Linked DNA regions of Homo sapiens: region 2 is linked to region 1. Evidence: read pairs that join two places in POLR2A ChIA-PET (ENCODE). Cell type or tissue: GM12878. All regions are shown on one strand.

The links. ChIA-PET counts read pairs that join two places held together with the same protein. Peaks named below come from ENCODE experiments on the same cell type or tissue, not always from the same donor. Only the 100,000 strongest peaks of a DNase experiment are listed, where the experiment ranks them.
Region 2: POLR2A ChIA-PET joins it to region 1 with 7 read pairs; 2 of 35 experiments call an interaction of 5 or more read pairs at or near these places.

The regions. Positions count from the first base shown.
Region 1 is chr1:23,031,881-23,034,380 of GRCh38, reverse strand. The region is part of intron 2 of KDM1A (lysine demethylase 1A); the gene reads right to left. Among named protein-coding and RNA genes, the nearest start is that of MIR3115, 11 kb to the left of the region's middle. RefSeq lists an enhancer at 1,153-1,202. In GM12878, no CTCF peak of the experiment used is centred here; a DNase peak (open chromatin) is centred at 1,460; H3K4me3 peaks cover 1,329 bases; H3K27ac peaks cover 2,203 bases.
Region 2 is chr1:23,572,957-23,575,456 of GRCh38, reverse strand. LOC124903876 (a long non-coding RNA gene) reads right to left here. Exons shown (of 3, transcript XR_007065537.1): 3 at 1,757-2,500. Among named protein-coding and RNA genes, the nearest start is that of ID3, 15 kb to the right of the region's middle. RefSeq lists an enhancer at 611-700. In GM12878, no CTCF peak of the experiment used is centred here; a DNase peak (open chromatin) is centred at 946; H3K27ac peaks cover 1,980 bases.

The DNA of each region.
Region 1 (2,500 bases):
CTGCTAGTAACCAAACACACTCAATTCCAAAGACAACCTGTCAAGTTTAGTTGGCATGACCTAAAAAAACTTTCATCTTCACAGAAAAGGTACTAGGAAACCAAATAAAACCATCATGTGTTAAAACAAATATATTCAAAAGTATAGTAAGTATAAAAATGCATGGAAATATTTAGGAAAACAAAATGAGGTAGTTTTTAAATATAAACAGTAATATTTGGTATGAAAAATCCATTATTTACCCATTTTGACTACCATAGGACTACAATATCACATTAACTTACGGTCAAAAATTGATAAATCTAAAAACAATATTTAGGTCAACAGAGAGAACTTCCTTCCAATTATATAAGTGCAATCAGACAAAAACACCCAAACTTTTTCTTTCCATAAAAATTCAACTTTGATATTAAGAACATTTTTCCATTGACCAATAGCCTAAATTATCTCTCCAATCTCAGCTTCTTTACTCCTTTAGTTCACGCTTAGCATGAGATTGGTCTTTCCAAAAACATATTTCAGTGTAACCCCCCTTGCTCAAAAAACCTCAGGGCTACCGCTGACACTCCTAATGCTCAAATTCCTTAGCCTGGCTTAGTCAACCAAGGCTATTCACAATATGGCTCCCACCATTCTGGCTTCCTCTCAGTACTCTCCCAGAGGAACCTTATTCAGTCAATTTGACCCACTGACTTCAGAATACCTTGTGCTTTCATAATTAACAAAATATTTACTTCCTGTTAAGATTAACACACTGCAGAAAGCAAAGCAAAAATTTCTAAACAAATTTAAAAGTTGGTAAGAATGAAATGTATGCAAACCTTACTTTTTTGTTTTGTTTTGTTTTTTGGATTTTTTTTTAAGGCGGAGTCTTGCTCTCACAAAGACTGGAGTGCAGTGGCACAATCTCAGATCACTGCAACCTCTGCCTCCCGGGTTCAAGCAATTCTCCTGCCTCAGCCTCCCAAGTAGCTGGGATTACAGGCACGTGCCACTACACCTGGCTAATTTTTCTATTTTTAGTAGAGACAGAGTTTCACTATGTTGGCCATGCTGGTCTCGAACTCCTGACCTCAGGTGATCCGCTTGCCTCAGCCTCTCAAAGTGCTGGGAGCCACCGCGCCTGGCCCTAACCTATATTTTTTGACAGAATAATTTCTAGTGATTGCCTTTTAAAAAGACTGAGAACAAGAAAAGGTTTGGTAGAGAAACAAACCCACAGGCCAGGCATGGTGGCTCATGCCTGTAATCCCAGCACTTTGGGAGGCCAAGGTGGGCCAACATGGTGAAACCCTGTCTCTACTAAAAATGCAAAAATTAGCTGGGCGTGGTGACGCACATCTGTAATCAGCTACTCAGGGGGCTGAGGCAGGAGAATTGCTTAACCCGGGAGGCAGGGGTTGCAGTGAGCCGAGATCATGCCACTGCACTCCAGCCTGGGCGACAGAGCGAGACTCCGTCTCCAAAAATATCAAAACGAAACAAACCTATATCTTCTCTCAAGCTTTTAATATAGTCATATAGCAATGCTTCCGTTCAATTTTTGACTAAAAACTCTTGTGAAAGACAAAAGACTTAGAAACCCTGCACAGTGTCCAAATATTTAACTCACCTGATAATATTTTATGATTCACCATCAGGGTCCAATCTATTGCTAAACTACATAAGTAGTTTAGGCTAGTAAGTTGACACTTTTTTCTAGGGAAAGTACATCCCTAATTCACCCCAGAAATTTTCAAAAAAAACATTAAGTTGTTTTAAAGGAAGAATCACTATTTTCATAACCACAAATAATATATTAGTAAGTTCTGGCTGTTATCAGCACATTTCTAAGCATTGAAGATATCCTCAACTTAAAATTTTAACGTCCCCCCAAAAACAAAGATAACTTAAACTAAACCACTGCATTATAATTAACTACAACACAATAAAGACAGCTCCCAAATCCTAAATCCTTTTGCTAAGACGTTTACTTTTTGTGGGAACAATACCTGACGTTTATGAAATTAAAAAAAAAAAAAAGCTTTCAGAAAAAAGCAAACAGCAACACCAACACATGGTTTAAAATTTTCAAAGAAACGTTTATCAACTTGGAACCTATGGTAAATCAATTATTTACTGGAGACACAACCACACAAAAAAGGTGAGGCAGCATCTGAGATATCAGATCATCAATGCGTAGTACTTAGAGCCCTTGAACTAAGAAGTCAGCCCACTCTTGAGCCACCGCAGACATTAAAAGGGTTATCCCCAAGTATCTCATTAGCAGGTCTACAGCAAAGGTAGAAGAAAGGTAAGAACCAAAAAGAACACAGAAGAAAAGAGCACAGGGTGAAGGGAAAGGTTGGAGGTAAGAACAGAAGGAAGAGAGCTAAATGTATAAGACTAGAAAGAGGAAGAAGAAAAATGAATAACGAGAGGTGTAAAGTAAAAAGGCAGCTACATTTGCCTGGGACATTAGCCCCAAAGGTAATATACTACTGAAACTAGAAACCTTCAA
Region 2 (2,500 bases), 540 kb before region 1:
AGTCTTGCACACTTACAACAGCTCTCACAGCTGTGCCCCACTCCCCCATCCCTGGAGACCTACAAGGGCCCATATTAACTGTATTACTTCTCTATTGCTGCTATAACAAAATGACTACAAACTTAGTCACTTAAAACAACTTAAGTTTATGCTCTCAAACCAACCTGATCTCACTGGGCTAAAATCAGGGTGTTTGCAGGGACTTCCCTTTCGGAGAATCTGGAAGATAATTGATTTCCTTGCCTTTTCCAGCTTCTGGAGGCTGCCAACATTCCTTGGGTTGTGACCCCTTCCTTCATTTTCAAAGCCAGCAACATGGCATCTCTCTGACCCTGTTTTCGTGGTTGCCTCTCTTTCTCTGACTCTTTTCTGCTGCCCTCTCCCACTTTTAAGGACCCTTCTGATTCCATTGGACCCACCTAGATAATCCTGCATAGCAACCTTCATTCCATCTGCAAACTTAATTCCCACTTGCCGTGTAACAGTACATTCACAAATTATAGGGATTAGGACACAGACATCTTTGGAGGTGACTATGATCCTGCCTACCATGTTAACCAACCCAGAGTGGCGGGGACCATACAACCCAGAGAGCTTGTGCTCCTTCTCAAGGGAGCAACTGCTGCTCAGCTCCAGCTGTCATCATCATGCATCAGTATGGGTTCAGTGTGGCTGAGTCTGCCAATATTTCAAGTGAAATCAGAAAATTGGACTTTCAGGTGAAGATTTCCAATTCTGACATCACTGTGCAGACCAAAAAAGAACAAAAAATCTCATAGGCTAGATATAGCCTGAAGCCACCCAGGTGTGACCTCTGGGTCCACCTCTACCACATCAGCTGTGTGAGATGATGAGATTTCTCTGGCATTTACAGGCTCTGCAGGTTCTGGGGGATGGAGAACCAGTCAGGCCTAGAGGCCAGAGAGAATGTGGTCAGGAGCATAGCGGGTACTGAAGGGGGTGCCTCAGGGGAAAGTTCAGAGGGAGAAGGGACTGACCATCTCCCTAAGGGACTAACCATCACCTGCAGGAAGCAGCAGTGCCTCAAAGGGTACAGGAAATCAGGCTGAGGCCGACCTGAAGAAATCAACCAGAGTAAGGTGGGCTTTATGGCTTGTGACCTCAGAACAAATCAAGCACACTCTTTCTACTTTCAAAAAGTATCAGTTCTTCCCCTCCCCACAAAACTAGCAACATTGGCTGACTGTGAGAAGAGGATGGCAGGGGCCGGGGTGAGAAGGAGGCCTTTCACTTTATGCCTCTCGAGCTTTTTGAGTTTTTAACCAGGTGAAAGTATTACCTACTTAAAACATTAAATTCAAAAGCTTTTATTCATTTAAAAATATTTTAAAATACAATCGATTACATTAGAGGTAAAAACACAAAAGTAGTTGTCATGGTGATGCTACTGCACTTCCATGAAGATGGTATGTGTGGTCATATAACAGGATGGTTTAGAAATGGTGAAATCTTCATACATTTGGCTAATTACTCCGGACCCATCGCCTGTCATTCAAACTGATGGCTGCTTTTCCTTATCCTTACATGCCAGCACTTGAATAAACCAGGTTGGTGTCTTTTGGAGTTCTTTTCCATTCTGACTGGCACAAAGCTAAGGCTCTGGAGTCAGTCGGCTTGCCTCTTCCATGCTGTGTGACCTTGAACAACATGCTTAGCCTCTCTGAGCCTGTTTCCTCATCTGTATAATGGCTTCATAGGCTTTTTATGAAGATAAATGAGTTAATGTGTATAAAGCACTTGAAACAGCACAAAATCAGTGCCCATAAATGTTGACACTTATTATTAACTATTTTCATTATTCTTTTAATCTTGTTTATTTTTGAGTGGGGGGATTATTAAAACCATAACTTAAGACATGTAACAAAACATAAGTAACGTAGGTGAACTAAAATGAAGCGAATTTAACCTCTGGTCCCCCAAATCCTTACAAGCGCCCTCTTAACAGGAGTATCATTGTCTATTTCATAGATAGAAAAACTGAAGCTTGGGGAAAGTGAGTGAGTTGCTCTAGGACACTGAGTTTGGAAATAGAAAAGATAGGAGCTTGAACCGCGTTTTCAAGACTCCAGATCCCATGGCTTTCAACTCGAGGCTGTCCTACAGTATGATTATAAAGTAACAGGTGCTCCTTCCTTATTTGGTCCAAAAGAAAAAAAAATTGCAGGGCTCAGAGGGGAACTTGGCTTTTTGATTTGTTCAGTTTGGGGTCAGCCCTTCCTTGCTCCTGGCCCCAGATTCAGTAGATTCCAGGGTGGGGGGGTCAGGTCAGCAGGTCTCTGGCTTATATTCTGGCCTCAGCTTTGGAGCCAAGTTATTCTCTCCCCTGGGAGGGAGTCAGGGTTGGGGAGGGGGTGTCAGAGCCTGGAGACTGCTGTGGATGTCCCTGGCCCAGCTGTGGCCTGAGCTTTCTCACCAGGAGGCTTTCCCAGCATCCCCACTCTTCCCCAGGCCTTCTGCCATCTCTCCCAATTCTCACCAT